2 separate regions of the Mus musculus genome follow, and region 1 is linked to region 2. Evidence: chromatin loops called from intact Hi-C (ENCODE). Cell type or tissue: left cerebral cortex. All regions are shown on one strand. Each heading gives the region's core, and the rest is flanking DNA. Links, peaks and the distances in the headings are about the cores only. Region 1 overlaps 9930111J21Rik2 (RIKEN cDNA 9930111J21 gene 2). Region 2 holds the start of Gm5431 (predicted gene 5431).

Region 1 (8,525 bases), core at 505-8,504, 150 kb before region 2:
TCTTGATGCAAACCTCTCTGACTCAGGTGAGATGAAATCCCAAAGTGGCTACAATTCGCATATATTAATGGCTGAGGCTACTGAACACATTAAAGAAATATTTACATTTATTGGCCATTTGTATTTCTTCTTCTGGAACTCTGTTCAGTTACATGCCCCATGGTTTGATTGGGCTGTTTGTTTTCTCACTAATCAGGGTTTTTGTTTTAAATTCTTTGCATATTTTGAACATTAATCTTCTGTTGAATGAACTACTGACAAGAATCCCCTCCCATCTGGAAAAACTGTCTTTCCTCGTCTGTTTCCTTTACTGGACAGAAGCTTTGAATTTCCATGAGCTCCTGCTTGTAGTCATGGCCTTCTTTCCTGAGTAGCTGGAGCCCTCCTGGCAAAGCCCCTACCTATCCCTACTTCTTCTTTTTTTTTTTCCATTTTTATTAGGTATTTAGCTCATTTACATTTCCAATGCTATACCAAAAGTCCCCCATACCCACCCACCCCCACTCCCCTACCCACTCACTCCCCCTATTTGGCCCTGGCGTTCCCCTGTACTGGGGCATATAAAGTTTGTGTGTCCCATGGGCCTCTCTTTGCAGTGATGGCCGACTAGGCCATCTTTTGATACATATGCAGCTAGAGTCAAGAGCTCCGGGGTACTGGTTAGTTCATAATGTTGTTCCACCTATAGGGTTGCAGATCCCTTTAGCTCCTTGGGTAATTTCTCTAGCTCCTCCATTGGGAGCCCTGTGATCCATCCATTAGCTGGCTGTGAGCATCCACTTCTGTGTTTGCTAGGCCCCGGCATAGTCTCACAAGAGACAGCTACATCTGGGTCCTTTCGATAAAATCTTGCTAGTATATGCAATGGTGTCAGCGTTTGGATGCTGATTATGGGGTGGATCCCTGGATATGGCAGTCTCTACATGGTCCATCCTTTCATCTCAGCTCCAAACTTTGTCACTGTAACTCCTTCCAAGGGTGTTTTGTTCCCAATTCTAAGGAGGGGCATAGTGTCCACACTTCAGTCTTCATTCTTCTTGAGTTTCATGTGTGTTAGCAAATTGTATCTTATATCTTGGGTATCCTAGGTTTGGGGCTAATATCCACTTATCAGTGAGTACATATTGTGTGAGTTCCTTTGTGAATGTGTTACCTCACTCAGGATGATGCCCTCCAGGTCCATCCATTTGCCTAAGAATTTCATAAATTCATTCTTTTTAATAGCTGAGTAGTACTCCATTGTGTAGATGTACCACATTTTCTGTATCCATTCCTCTGTTGAGAGGCATCTGGGTTCTTTCCAGCTTCTGGCTATTATAAATAAGGCTGCTATGAACATAGTGGAGCATGTGTCCTTCTTACCAGTTGGGGCATCTTCTCTATCCCTACTTCTTAAGTGTGTTTCTTTCCAGAGTTTTGAGCACCATGTTTTAAAGGAAAGTCCTTTATCCAATAAGATCCTTTGAAAGAAAAAAAAAAAAAAGGAGACATGGAGAAGGGAAGAAACAAACAAACAATGGTCAGGTGCTTGTAGCCCTATGGGTTTATGTCTGTATTATCTGAGCTCTCATGCTTTTATCATGTCTGGTATCCAGACCATACCATGTGCTTTTCTTAATGTGGTTCTGAGGCAGAGCTTGAAACCAAGGACAGTGATGTCATGAGTATTTTCCCTGCCTCAGGCTTGTGTTGTCTGGGATCTTTCATACTTTCAACTAAATTTAATTTTTTTTCTAATTCTGTGAATGGTGACATTAGAATGTTGATAGAAAATGCATTGAAACTGTAGATTAATTTTCTTAAGCCAGCCATATTTTTTGTTTCTCTACTTTTCTAGCTGTGATTTTTTATTAGATAGTTTCTTTATTTACATTTCAAATGTTATCCCTTTTCCTGGTTTCCCCACTGAAAACGCTATATCCCATCCCCTCACCCCCTGCTCACCAACCCATACACTCCAGCTTCCCGGTCCTGGCATTCCCCTATAATGGGGCATCCAGCCTTCTCTGAACCAAGGGCCTCTCCTCCCACTGATGTCCAACAAGGTCATCCTCTGCTATATATGCAGCTGGAGCCATGTGTCTCTCCGTGTGTACTCTTTGGTTGGTGATTTAGTCCTTGGAAGCTTTGGGGGTTCTGGTTGGTTCATATTGTTGTTCGTCCTATGGGGCTACAAACCCCTTTAGCTCCTTCAGTCCTTTCTCTAGCTCCTCTTTGGGAACCTTGAGCTCAGTCTAATGGTTGGCTGAGAGCATCCACCTATGTAGTTGTCAGGCACTGGCAGAGTCTCTCAGGAGACAGCTATATCAGGCTCCTGTCAACAAGCACTGAAAATCCACAATAGTGTCTGAGTTTGGTGACTGTATATAGAATGGATCCCCAGGTGGGGCAGTCTCTGGATGGCCTTTCTTTCTGTCTCTGTTCCACACTTTGTCTCTGTATCTCCTCCCATGAATATTTTCTTCCCCCTTCTCATAAGGACCAAAGTATCCAATCTTTGGTCTTACTTCTTCTTGAGCTTGATATGGTCTGTGAATTGAATCTTGGGTATTCTGAACTTTTGGACTAATATCCACTTATCAGTGAGTGCATACCATGTGTGTTATTTTGTGATTTGGTTACCTCATTCAGGATGGTATTTCCTAGTTCCACCCATTTGTCTAAGAATTTCATGAATCACTGTTTTAATAGCTTTGTACCGCACCATTGTGTAAACATACTACATTTTCTCTATGCATTCCTCTGTTGAAACCCATCTGGGTTCTTTCTAGCTTCTGGCTATTATAAATAGGACTGCTATGAACATAGTGGAAGATGTGTCCTTATTACATGTTGGAGCATCTTCTGAGTATATGCCCAGGAGTGGTACAGCTGGGTTCTCAGGTAGTACTGTGTCCAGTTTTTTGAGGAACTGCCAGAATGATTTCCAGACTGGTTGTACCAGCTTGCAATCGCACCAGCAATGGAGGAGTGTTCCTGTTTCTCCATATCTTTGCCAGCATCTGCTGTCACCTGAGTTTTCAATCTTAGTCATTCTGACTGGTGTAAGAGGATCTTGAACTTTTTTTTAGGTGCTTCTCAGGCCTTTGGTATTCCTCATTCTTTGTTTAGCTCTACACCTCACTGTTTGATTGTGTTTTTGGTTCTCTGGAGTCTAAATGCTTGAGTTCTTTGTATATATTGGATATTAGCTCTTTATCAAATGTAAGGTTGGTAAAGATCTTTTTCCAACTGTTGCTTTCTGTTTTGTCCTATTGACAGTGTCCTTTACCTTACAGAAGATTTGCAATTTTATGAGGTCCCATTGGTTAATTCTTGATCTTAGAGCACAATCCATTGCTGTTCTGTTCAGGAATTTTTCCCCTGTGCACATATCTTCGAGGCTTTTCCCCACTTTCTCCTCTATTAGTTTCAGTGTCTCTGGTTTTATATGGAGTTCTTTGATCTGCTTAGACTTGACCTTTGTACAAGGAGAAAAGAATGAATCAATTCAAATTCTTCTACATAAACGCCGCCAGTTGTGCCAGCACCTTTTGTTGAAAATGCTGTCTTTTTTCCACTGGATGGTTTTAGCTCCCTTGTCAAACATCAAGTGACCATACGTGTGTGGTTTCATTTCTGCGTCTTCAATTCTTTTTTTTTCAATTTTTTATTAGATATTATCTTCATTTACATTTTAAATGCTATCCCAAAAGTCCCCTATACCCTCCCCCGACCCTGCTCCCCTACCCAACACACTCCCACTTCTTGGCCCTAGCATTCCAATGTACTTGAGCAGATAAAGTTTGCAAAACCAGGGGGCCTATCTTTCCAATGATGGTCGACTAGGCCATCTTCTGCTACATATGCAACTGGAGACACGAGCTCTGGAAGTAATAGTTATTTCATAATGTTGTTCCACCTATAGGGTTGCAGACCCCTTCAGCTCCTTGGGAACTTTCTCTAGCTCCTCCATTGGGGGCCCTGTGTTCCATGAAATAGATGACTGTGAGCATTTACTTCTGTATTTGCCATGCACTGGCATAGCCTCACATGAGACAGTTGTTATCAAGGTCCTTGCAGCAAAATCTTGCTGGCATATGGAATAGTGTCTGGGTTTGGTGACTGATTATATGATGGATCCCTGGGTAGGGTAGTCTCTGGATGGTCCATCCTTTCATCTTAGCTCCAAACTTTGTCTCTGTAACTCCTTCCATGGGAATTTTGTTCCCTATTCTAAGGAGGAATGAAGTATCCACACATTGGTCTTCTTTCTTCTTGATTTTCTTGTGTTTTGCTAATTGTATCTTGGGTATTCTAAGTTTTGGGGCTAATATCCACTTATCAGTGAGTGCATATTAAGTGACTTCTTTTGTGATTGGGTTACCTCACTCAGGATGATATCCTCCAGATACATCCATTTGCCCAAGAATTTCATAAATTCATTGTTTTTAATAGCTGAGTAGTATTCCATTGTGTAAATGTACCACATTTTCTGTATCCATTCCTCTGTTGAGGGACATCTGGGTCCTTTCCAGCTTCTGGCTATTATAAGTAAGGCTGCTATGAACATAGTGGAGCATGTGTCCTTATTACCAGTTAGAACATCTTCTGGGTATATGCCCAGGAGAGGTATTGCTGGATCTTCCAGTAGTACTATATCCAATTTTCTGAGGAACTGCCAGACTGACTTCCAGAGTGGGTTGTACAAGCTTGCAATCCCACCAGCAATGGAGGAGTGTTTTCCTCTTTCTCCACGTCCTCGCCAGCATCTGCTGTTACCTAAATTTTTGATCTTAGCCATTCTGACTGGTGTGAGGTGGAATCTCAAGGTTGTTTTAATTTGGATTTCCCTGATGATTAAGGATGTTGAACATTTTTTCAGGTGCTTCTCAGCCATTCGATATTCCTCAGCTGAGAATTATTTGTTTAGCTCTGTACCCCATTTTAATGGGGTTATTTGAATTTCTGGAGTCCAGCTCTTTGAGCTCTTTGTATATATTGGATATTAGTCCCCTATCAGATTTAGGCTTGGTAAAAATCCTCTCCCAAACTGTTGGTCGCCTTTTTGTCTTATTGACAGTGTCTTTGGCCTTACAGAAGCTTTGCAATTTTGTGAGGTCCCATTTGTCAATTCTTGATCTTATAGCACAAGCCATTGCTGTTCTGTTTAGGAATTTTCCCCCTGTGCCCATATCTTCGAGGTTTTTCCCCACTTTCTCCTCTATAAATTTCAGTGTCTCTGGTTTTATGTGGAGTTCTTTGATCCACTTAGACTTGAGCTTTGTACAAGGAGATAAGAATGGATCAATTCGCATTCTTCTACATGATAACTGCCAGTTGTGCCAGCACCATTTGTTGAAAATGCTGTCTTTTGGGCTTGGTGGCGCACACCTTTAATCCCAGCACTTGGGAGACAGAGGCAGGCAGATTTCTGAGTTTGAGGTCAGCCTGGTCTACAGAGTGAGTTCCAGGACAGCCAGGGCTATACAGAGAAACCCTGTCTCAGGGGGAAAAAAAAAATAGGAAAGAAAGAAAATGCTGTCTTTTTTCCACTGGATGGTTTTAGCTCCCTTGTCGAAGATCAAGTGACCATATGTGTGGGTTCATTCCTAGGTCTTCAATTTTATTCCATTGATCTACCTGCCTGTCTCTGAACCAATCCCATGCAGTTATTATCACAATTGCTCTGTAGTACAGCTTGAGGTCAGGGATGGTGATTCCCACAGAAGTACTTTTATTGTTGAGAATAGTTTTTACTTTTCTGGGTTTTTTGTTATTCCACAACAATTTGAGAATTGCTCTTTCTAACTCTGTGATGAATTAAGTTGGGGTTTTGATGGGGATTGCAATGAATCTGTAGATTGCTTTAGGCAAAGTAGCCATTTTTACTATATTCATCTTGCCAATCCATGAGCATGGAAGATCTTTCCATTTTCTGAGATCTTATTCAGTTTATCTCTTCAGAGACTTGAAGTTCTTGTCATACAGATTTTCACTTCCATAGTCAGAGTTAGACAAGGTATTTTATATTATTTGTGACTATTATTAAGAATTTTGTTTCGCAGCGGGCATGGTGGTACATGCCTTTAATAGCAGCACTCTGGAGGCAGAGGCAGGCAGATTTCTGAGTATCAAGCCAGCCTGGTTTACAAAGTGAGTTCCAGGACAGCCAGGGCTATACAGAGAAAACCTGTCTCGAAAAACCAAAAATAAAATAAAATAAAAATAAAATTGTTTCCCTAATTTCTTTGTCAGCATGTTTATCCTTTGAGTACAGGAAAGCTACTGATTTGTTTGAGTTAATTTTATATCTAGCCACTTTGCTAAAGTTGTTTATCAGCTGTAGGAGTGCTCTGGTGTAATTTCTGGGGTCACTTAAGTATCCTATCATGTTATCTTCAAAGAGTAATATTTTAACTTCTTCCTTTTCAATCTGTATTCTTTTGACCTCCATTTGCTGTTTAAATGTTCTGGCTAGGACTTTGAGTATGATATTAAATACCTAGGGAGAGAGTGGGCAGCCTTGTCTAGTCCCTAATTTTAGTGGGATTGCTTCCAGTTTCTCTCCATTTAGTTTGATGTTGGCTAATGGTTTGCTGTATGTTGCTGTTACTATGTTTAAGTATGGGCCTTGAATTCCTTATCATTCCAAGAATTTTGTCATGGAAGGGTGTTGGATTTTGTTAAATGCTTTCTCAGCACCTAATGAAATGGTCATGTGACCATTTTTTTTCTTTCAGTTTGTTTATATAGTGCATTATATTGATGGATTTCCGTATGTTGAACCAACCCTGAATCTCTGGGATGAAGCCTACTTGATCATGATGGCTGACTGTTTTGATGTGTTCTTGGATTCATTTTGCAAGAATATTATTGAGTATTTTTGCATCAATATTGATAAGGGAAATTGGTCTGAAGTTCTCTTTCCTTGTTTGGTCTTTGTGTGCTTTAGGTATCAGAGTACTGTGGCATTGTAGAATGAATTGGGTAGTGTTCCTTCTGTTTCTATGTTGTGGAATAGATTAAAGATATTGGTATTAGGTCTTCTTTGAATGTCTGATAGAACTCTGTAATAAACTTATCTGGTCCTGGGCTTTTTTTTGGTTGGGAGACTATTAATGACTGCTTCTATTTCTTTATGGGTTAGGGGACTGTTAAGATCATTTATGTGATCATTATTTAACTTTGGTACTTGGTATCTGTCTAAAAAATCGTCCATTTCATCAAGAATTTCCAGTTTTGTTGAGTGCAGGGTTTTGTAGTAGGACCTGAAGTCTTTTAATTTCCTTGGTTCCTGTTGTTATGTCTCCCTTTTCATTTCTGATTTTGTTAATTTCGATGCTGTGTCTGTGCCCTCTGGTTAGTCTGGCTAAGTGTTTATCTATCTTGTTGATTTTATCAAAAAATAATAATAATAACAGCTCCTGGTTTTGTTGATTCTTTGTATAGTTCTTTTTCTTTCTACTTGGTTGATTTCAGCCCTGAGTTTGATTATTTCCTGCCTTCTGCTCCTCTTGGGTGTACTTGCTTCTTTTTGTTCCAGAGCTTTCAGAGGTGCTGTCAAGCTGCTAGTGTATGCTCTCTCCAGTTTCTTTTTGGAGGGACTCAGAGCTATGAGTGTTCCTCTTAGGACTGCTTTCATTGTATCCCATAAGTTTGTGTGTGTTGTGGCTTCATTTTCATTGAATTCTAAAATGTCTATAATTTCTCACTTTATTTCTTCCTTGACCAAGTTATCACCGAGTAGGGCATTCTTCAGCTTCCAGGTGTATGTGGGCTTTCTATTGTTTTTATTGCTATTGAAGACAAGTCTTAGTCCATGGTGATCTGATACGATGCATGAGATGATTTCAAACTTTATGTGTTGAGGCCTGTTTTGTGATCAATTAAATGGTCAGTTTTGGAGAAGGTACCATGAGGTACTGAGAAGAAGGTATATCCTTTTGTTGTAGGATAAAATGTTCTATAGATATCTGTTGAATCCATTTGGTTCATAACTTCTGTTAGTTTCACTGTGGCTCTGTTTAGTTTCTGTTTCCATGATCTGTCCATTGATGAGAGTGGGATGTTGAAGTCTCCCACTTTTATTAGGTGAGGTGCAATGTGTGCTTTGAGCATCAGTAGAGTTTCTTTTATGAATGTGGGTGCCCTTCCATTTGCAGCATAGACATTCAGAATTGAGAGTTCTTCTTGGTAGATTTTCCTTTGATGAGTATGAAGTGTCCTTCCTTATCTTTTTGATAATTTTTGCTTGAAAGTTGCTGTTGATATTAGAATGGCTATTCCAGCATGTTTCTTGGGATGATTTGCTTGGAAAAAAAATTTTTCAGCCTCGTATTCTGAGGCAGTGTCTGTCTTTGTCACTGAGGTGGGTTTGCTGTATGCAGCAAAATGGTGGGTCCTGTTTACATATCCAGTCTGTTAGTCTCTATCTTTTTATTGGTGAATTAAGTGCATTGATATTAAGAGATATTAAGGAAAAGAAATTGTTGCTTCCTGTTATTTTTATTCCTAGAGGTGGAATTGTGTTTATGTGAGTATCT
Region 2 (8,525 bases), core at 261-8,260:
TTGGAGAAGTCCAGGCCAGTGAGTGTGTCTGTCTGAAAAATAAGGAGCATGATATCTGAGAGATGACAGCATCTACACACAGATGTCCACCTACACACAAACACAACAGAAAGAGAAAGAAAGACAGAGAGAGAGAGAGAGAGAGAGAGAGAGAGAGAGAGAGAGAGAGAGAGAGAAGAAAGAAAATCAACAGAATACGCACAGAGCAGGGTTACAAGGGTCTGCAATCACTGAACCATGGACACATTGGGTATAAAAGTCAGTACTACTCAGTAATAGATGACATGATCTGAAAAGATGTAGGAAGGCAAAATGATCAGTTAGGGGGGTGAGCCCTGAGACAGGACTAGGCTACCAAAGTACTGACTAGAGCTCTCAGGAAGCCCTGGAGTTGTCCACTTCAGCAGAGCTCCACCTCCCTCTATGCCGAAGGATGTGAAACCTTTTCAGCTGACTGTGTAAATAAGACACAGAGGTCTGGGAATAGAAACTAAAACCTAACCTCACTGCAGTCCCTCCCTTTAAGGACAAGGAAGGTAAGATTCAGATCTAGGAATTGCAGAACAAAGAGCAAAGTCTGTGGGGACTAAGATCTGGAAGGAAATATGAAAACATCCAATTTGCTTCCCGTCTATTCTTCTCTCCAGAGCACCCAGACACCAACACTCTGCATCCCATCTGTTTCCTGAACATCCCAGCTTAGAGGATTCCAAAGAGAGCTACCCCAGTGACCTTGCTCCCAGAGAAGAAGGAGGTGAAATCACAAGAAGACCACTGGCATCACTGCTCAGGAACAGGTACCTGAAGGGTTCTAGTACAGCTTGGCCAGAAATCATGTGCTTACTTGTGGTATCAAAGATAGTCTCCTGGTAGCAGTGCAGAGGACCTTCGGTCATGGCTTATTTCACTCAGGGGTTGTTCACAGAAAGGCTCTTCTCTGTGTTCTGCACCACAGAGCAGCCCCAACCCACCAGCAAGGCAGCAACAAACTTCCCTATCACAAGCACATCCTAGGTCTGTTGCTCTTCTGATGCCAGCTTGAGCTTGGAGAAAGAGGGCAGCTTGTGTGACCAGATTCCTCACAGTCAATACGGGAACCTCTTTGGTGTAGGATACTTGTTGTTGTTGTTGTTGTTCTTGTTGTTCTTGTTGTTCTTGTTCTTGTTGTTCTTGTTCTTGTTCTCGTTCTCGTTCTTGTTCTTGTTCTTGTTCTTGTTCTTGTTCTTGTTCTTGTTCTTGTTCTTGTTCTTGTTCTTGTTCTTGTTCTTGTTGTGGAGTTTTGTTGTTGTTATTTTGGTTTTGGTTTTGGTTTGGGGTGAAACTGGATCACACTGTGTGCCTCTGACTGACCTAGAACCTGTAGACCAGGCTGGCCTCAAACTCAAGGAGATCCAGCTACCTCTGCCTCTCTGCTTCCTAGGGCTGAGATTAAAGGCATGCTCCACCACACCCAGCTATACTGGAGCTATTTTATTTACCCCCATGAGGATAAAATCCTATCCAGAACACCCACTGCTATTTCCTCTTCTAGAAGGGAACTGTGAGAAGCCTCTCTCTTCAAACTTCTCAGTTCCCCTTTTCAATGTAACCAGCACTCATGATACCTTAACTGTTTGGGGGAGGGGGGTTGAGGAGTCTTCATAACCAGCAAATCATGGGGAAGTAGCCCACCCTTGGGGCTAGGATTCCCACTGAATCGTCTTTAGCTTTACATAACGGTTTTTGGTTGGCCACACCACAGCCAGTCCTGTGCCACAGCTCTCTGGCTGTCCTCTGGGTTTGAAGCTCTCAGTTCCCATTATTCTGAAGTCCACTTGTATATCCCATATATGCTACTATCTAGCTCCCCCCCCCAAAGCTATTTTTATTCCTCTTATGGCCCTCCTTCCGGTTTCCTGGCCTCTGCAAACACTTCCTACAACATAAATATACATACCTAAAAATGAGAAGCTGAAATCCACATGTGAGTGAAAACATCAGGTTTGCCTTTCTGACATTGGGTGAACTCACTTAACATTTAGTAGTTCTGCCAGTTTGTCTGAAAATTATACACTTGCATTTATATTTATGCATGAATCCAGTTCCATTGTGTCTCTGTGGCACATTTTCATTATCCACTTATCATCTAAGCTGATTGTATTTCTCAGGTATTACTAGAGCAGTAATGAACATGATGTTCCAATATCTTTGTGCTAGGATATAAAGTCCTTTTGGGCTATGCTCAGGAATGGTGTCACTGACCCCATAATGGCTGTGCTTGTTTACAGCCCCACAGCAGCAAATAAGGACTCCCCTTCTGCTACATCCACACCAGCATCTGTTGCCATTTTCTCTCTTGATGCAAACCTCTCTGACTCAGGTGAGATGAAATCCCAAAGTGGCTACAATACGCATGCTTTAATGGCTGAGGCTACTGAACACATTAAAGAAATATTTACATTTATTGGCCATTTGTATTTCTTCTTCTGGAACTCTGTTCAGTTACATGCCCCATGGTTTGATTGGGCTGTTTGTTTTCTTATTGATCAGGGTTTTTGTTTTAAATTCTTTGCATATTTTGAACATTAATCTTCTGTTGAATGAATTGCTAACAAGGATCCCCTCCCATCTGGCAAGCTGTCTCTTTCCTTGTCTGTTTCCTTTACTGGACAGAAGCTTTTAATTTCCATGAACTGGTAGCAAGAATCTACATGCATTAAAGGAGATTTAACACAGTGACTAACAACCTGTGATCTGGCCACTCTAACAGTAGATGTTCCCTGAAGAAAAGGCCAAGAACTCAATCCATGAGGCAGACTATCACAGCTGGTCTTCAGTGTACACTGGCAACCCTAAGAGGTGGGCTCTAATACCAGTGAAGGATTGGCTCAGCAGCAAAATGGGCGAACTTGTCAGAGCAAATGAGATCAAGCAGGCAAAGAAGAAAAATCTCCTTCTTCCATATCCTTTTACATGGGCTGCCACCAGAAGATGTAACCCAGATTTAGGGTAGATCTTCCAACCTCAAATGACCCAGTGTAGAAAAATGTCTCACAAGTGTGCCCAGCTACTTGGGTTTCAGTTAATTCTAGAGGAAGTCAAGTTGACCACCAAGATGAGATATCACCTGGGGTTTCTTAAAAGACAAATCTACAATGCTTACTTATGTTGGGGTCCAGAAGTTGCCCTACAAACCACACCATACACCAGTCTCAGTCAGCCACAGATATTTTATGGAGAATTTGCCCCAGGACTGACCAATCAGTGCCACAGACCAGATTTGGGAGCTGATTAACTCTGAGCCAGATTCATACAGAGCTTTGAACCCTGAAAACCACAAATCTTTGTGCCAAATTATTCCACTAATCTGTATTTAGGTATAAGAGACTTCCTGGCATGCTTCTCTTGTCCTCATTGGTTGGGTGACTCAACTGTGGCAGGGTGACTTGACTTGCCTAGCATTCATGTCCCAACTTGCCAACCAGGGTGTCAGTTACCCACGAACATGGCAGAAAGTAGGATGTCAATTCCCAGGGAGGTCTCAACTCCAAGCATATTGTGGCTAACTATATAAAGCAGGTCCAGTTGACCTCTGTTATGATTGGTTTCCAAGAACAATAAAGCATAGAACATAACAGACTTTGGTTTAACAGTTAACTCAGTCATGGCAACGTTCCCAGTCAGTAACAGCACATGAGACAGTTTCCTTTAACAGTTATGACAGCATATGAGAAAGTTTGCTCATTGCTACCAAAGAAGAGCATCCAGCTAAAAAGCCTCTAACCTACAAAAGTAATCTGCCTGCAAGATATACTGGCACAGAAGTTATAGGAGTAAACAATCACATGTTAAAATTGGATTTAAGGCCCATGCCATGAGAAAGAAGCAGTGTCTGACACCACTACAAGGCCAAAACCCTGAAGCTAGACAGGTGGACCTAAGGGAAAACTTACTACATTATTTTGATAAAGGAACATAGCGATAAAGTGACTCCTAAAGACATTGAAATACCCAGAGATCAATTATACCCATAGATCAGTGCCTCATTCAGCTGTCATCAGAGAAGTTTCTGTTTGCAGTAGATGGCAATTAACAGAGACCTACAACTGGACAGTTGAGAGACTTTGACCACCTTCTGACTTGTTTTCTTTTGAGTATGTTAACATTGGTGGATCTTATCCTAATTCTATTTCTTGATTTTTGGAGGGGACCCCAAACAGTTCATCATAACAGCTGTATTAATTTATATTCCTACCAATAATAGCTCCTATTTCTTGAGAGAGAGAGAGAGAGAGAGAGAGATTGCTCATAAGAGCATAAAATGAACGGCTAACCAGGCAATAAGTACCCAGGCCATAACAAGTTAGTTTTTCTACTACCAAGTCTTCCAGCAGCTGTACCATTAGAGAAAATGACATCAAAAGATTTTGGAGGGTGTGTGTTTTCTTTTGATTTTTCAAGACAAGGTTCTCTGTATAACAGGCCTGAATGTTCTTGAACTCACTTTGTAAACCAGGTTGACCTTGAACTCATCTGCATGCTTCTGCCTCTGTAGGCCATGTTCCTGGAGCAAACACACATACATTTTGTATGGTTAGCTTCAGCCTGTTAAAGACAACATGTGCTACATCTTTTTTCTGATATCTGGATTCTTTTGTCTGAACAAATTCCAGTTACATTAATTTATTTTTCTGAAAATGTCAGGGTTTCATTTTTCTTCACAACTGCATAGAACCTAATTGTGTATATGTACCATAAGGTCTTTGTCCATTCATCTGTATATAAATATCTACACTGAATTAATTTCATAGAGACCATCAACAGAGCAGCTATAACCACGGATGAGCTTGCATCTGTGTGATCTGTTGACTAACAGTCCTTCAGGTTGAAGTGAGAAGTGTACCTGGGACAGTAATCCATTTCTGAAAGAAATGCACCAACTTCTAACAGTGAAGATGGTTCCTCTTTTCTACATTTGTTGGTGGTGGTGGTTTCTTGGTGGTACCATTATGATTTAATTGGCCTTTCTCTGATAGTTCAAGATATCAAGTAAATATTCAAGTATGTTTTAGCCATTTCATTTATTCTCTTGGTGACTGTCTCTACAGCTCATTAGCCCACGAATAGACTGAATGATTTGGGATTTTATTGTTTCAGCTATTTTTACATTGTCAAAACACTACACCCCTCTCCCAGTTCTCAGATCATTTCTGTTGTCTCTTCTGCATCACACTAAGCATTGGAAGCTGTACTTTAGGTATCACATTTATGGCTGAGCATTCAAAAGTCACTTATGCTCAATTCTCTGACCATTTTGAGTTAATCTAAAGTTACTCTTACTCACTATACAGAACAGCTTCTAGGGCCAAAGTTAACAGCATACCAATAAGTAGATACAAATATAAATATTTAAATGGCAAATTGAAGAACATATCATGCACATTTCACAAAATAACAGTAGCAGCTTCCCCAGCAGAGCCTATGACCTCCACAACCACAAGGATTTTAATTGCCAAAGCAAAGGGTTTTCAGCACCAAATAGTGAAAGAACTTTTGTAGATATCAAAGTCATAAGAAACCCAAGAAGGGTAGTTCAAGAGGCTCCTGCATCCTTAGGATGCCTTCTGACCATGAGCTGAGCTCTCCCATTGAATTTGCTACCATTCATGTCAATTATGAAGTAAATTTGAAAACCTGAACATTACTGTGCATGTCATAATGTGACCTTACCTGTAAAGGCTGACAAAACTATGAATTTGGGTAATTTCTTTTTTTTTATTAGATATTTTCTTCATTTGCATTTCAAATGCTATCCCTTTCCTAGTTTCCTCTTCAAAAGTCCCCTAAACCCTCCCCCTACCCTGCTCCCCAACCCACCCACTCCCACTTCCTGGCCCTGGCATTCCCCTGTACTGGGGCATATAATCTTAGCAAGACCAAGGGCCACTCCTCCCATTGATGTCCAACTAGGCTATCCTCTGCTACATATGCAACTAGAGAAACAAACTCTGGCGGATACTGGTTAGTTCATATTGCTGTTCCTCCTATAGGGTTGCAAACCCCTTTAGCTTCTTGGGTACTTTCTCTAGCTCCTTAATTGGGGGCCCTGTGCTCCATCCAATAGATGACTGTGAGCATCCACTTTTATATTTTCCAGGCACTGGCATAGTCTCACAAGAGCTATATGAGGGTCCTGTCAGCAAAATTTGCTGGCATATGCAATAGTGTCTGCATTTGGTGGTTGTTTATGGGATGGATCCTTGGGTAGGGCAGTCTGTGAATGGTTCTTCCTTCCATCTCAGCTCCAAACTTTGTCTCTGTAACTCCTTCCATGGGTATTTTGTTCCTCATTATAAGAAGGAACGAAGTATCCACCCATTGGTCTTCCCTCTTCTTGATTTTCTTGTGTTTTGCAAATTGTATCTTGGGTATTCTAAGTTTCTAGGCTAATATCCACTTATCAGTGAGTGCATATCATGTGTATTCTTTTGTGATTGGGTTACTTCACTCAGGATGATATCCTCCAGATCCATCCACTTGCCTAAGAATTTCGTGAATTCATTGTTTTTAATAGCTGTGTAGTACTCCATTGTGTAAATGTACCACATTTTCTGTATCCATTCCTCTGTTGAGGGACATCTGGGTTCTTTCCAACTCCTGGCTATTATAAATAAGGCTGCTATGGACATAGTAGAGCATGTGTCCTTATTACATGTTGGAACATCATGCCAGGAGAGGTATTGCTGGATCTTCCGGTAGTACTATATGAACTTAGGTAATTTCTTTTCTCGACAGAAGTCTGGGCATCTTAACCCCAGGCTGAGCTCAAGCTTCTGATCCATAGAGCCGCCTCCTTAGTGCTGCGATTACAGGCTTGATTTTGGTCTTGAAGAATGAAAAACAATGTAAAGAAGAAAATAGTCAAAGGAGTGTGAGTCAAACCAAAATTTAAACCTAAAGCCAGGAGTAAGTGCTGTTCAGCCCTGCACATTTGATTGAAGGGGAGAAAGTCCCTGTTTATAATGAAGAGGCAGATGCTGGGCCCTGCTCTTCCAATGGTTGTTTTTGCTAAATTAATTTGTTGACTTTCCTGGTTCTTTCCTCCCTTTAGTATCATCAACATTTCCCAGGAATGGGTCAGACTTCCTCTTCTACACTCCCTCCAAAGGACGATCCTGATTTCATCGCCAGCTTTGGCACAAATCTTCAGAATTTCAAGATGAAAACCAAAATCCTGTCTCAGGAATTAATTGCCTTCATTGAATCATCCCTAGAGGATGGAAACCTTCGGGAAACAGTTTCTGCAATCAGCAGTGCTCTGGGTGGCATAGAGAAAGCCCCACTGAACATTGCAGTGATGGGGGAGACTGGGGCTGGAAAGTCCAGTCTCATCAATGCTCTCCAGGGAGTGGGGGATGATGAAGAAGGTGCAGCTGCTTCCACAGGGGTGGTACATACAACCACTGAGAGAACACCATACACTTACACAAAGTTTCCCAGTGTGACACTGTGGGACCTGCCTGGCATTGGATCTACTGCCTTCCAACCACATGATTATCTGAAGAAAATCGAGTTTGAGGAGTATGACTTCTTCATTATTGTCTCTTCCGGACGCTTTAAACATAATGACGCAGAGCTTGCCAAAGCCATTGTGCAAATGAATAGGAGTTTCTATTTTGTTCGAACCCACACAGATCTTGATTTAATGGTTGTAAAACTGAGTGATCCTAGGAAATTCAATAAAGAGAACATCTTAGAGCAGATTCGAAATTCTATTTCAAATATACTTAAGGAGGTTACCCACCAAGAACCTCCAGTCTTCTTAGTTTCTAACTTTGATGTATCTGACTTTGACTTCCCAAATCTGGAATCCACCCTTCTGAGCCAGCTCCCAGCCTACAAACACCACATGTTCATGCTCACGTTGCCTATTGTTACAGATTCCACCATAGACCGGAAGAGGGATATGCTGAAACAAAAGATCTGGAAGGAATCCATAATGCCAAGAGCATGGGCTACCATACCATCCCGGGGACTGACCCAAAAGGACATGGAGATGTTGCAACAGACTTTGAATGACTATAGATCTTCCTTTGGCCTGGATGAGGCATCACTGGAAAACATCGCTGAGGATTTGAACGTGACACTGGAGGAGCTCAAGGCAAACATTAAGTCTCCACATTTGCTCTCAGATGAGCCAGATACATCCTTAACAGAGAAACTATTGAAGTACATTGGAAATCCTTACTTTTCAAAGGTTTTCCACTTGCAAAATTATTTCATTGACACGGTTGCAAGCGATGTTAAAATTATCCTCAGTAAAGAAGAGCTTTTCACAGAGCAGGTGAGCTCATTCAACTCTAAGGCCTCTCCATATTGGGAGGAGTCCGTGGGCAAAGTGTTTCCAGTTGGTCCAGGAAGCACCTTTCTATTTCACTTCTTTGAGATGTTTCAAAGTGACTCTGACAAACTTTGTCATGTCCATGTTCTGCTCCTGTTGACATCCTGGGGCCTCTCTGGTGAGACTGTTACATGATGCGCTCCTA

Evidence for each region. A loop is a pair of places that touch in the nucleus more often than their neighbours do. Peaks named below come from ENCODE experiments on the same cell type or tissue, not always from the same donor. Only the 100,000 strongest peaks of a DNase experiment are listed, where the experiment ranks them.
Region 1: it touches region 2 in a loop (9-fold over the local background); 5 of 42 quality-filtered maps call a loop at or near these places.

Annotation. Positions count from the first base shown.
Region 1 is chr11:49,040,874-49,049,398 of GRCm38, reverse strand. The region is part of intron 2 of 9930111J21Rik2 (RIKEN cDNA 9930111J21 gene 2); the gene reads left to right. Among named protein-coding and RNA genes, the nearest start is that of 9930111J21Rik2, 6.1 kb to the left of the region's middle. In left cerebral cortex, for the core only: no CTCF peak of the experiment used is centred there; no DNase peak of the experiment used is centred there.
Region 2 is chr11:48,894,133-48,902,657 of GRCm38, reverse strand. It overlaps Gm5431 (predicted gene 5431), which reads left to right and starts at 506. Exons shown (of 5, transcript NM_001024230.2): 1 at 506-536; 2 at 648-797; 3 at 2,268-2,359; 4 at 7,920-8,323. The coding sequence starts at 7,946. In left cerebral cortex, for the core only: no CTCF peak of the experiment used is centred there; a DNase peak (open chromatin) is centred at 3,725.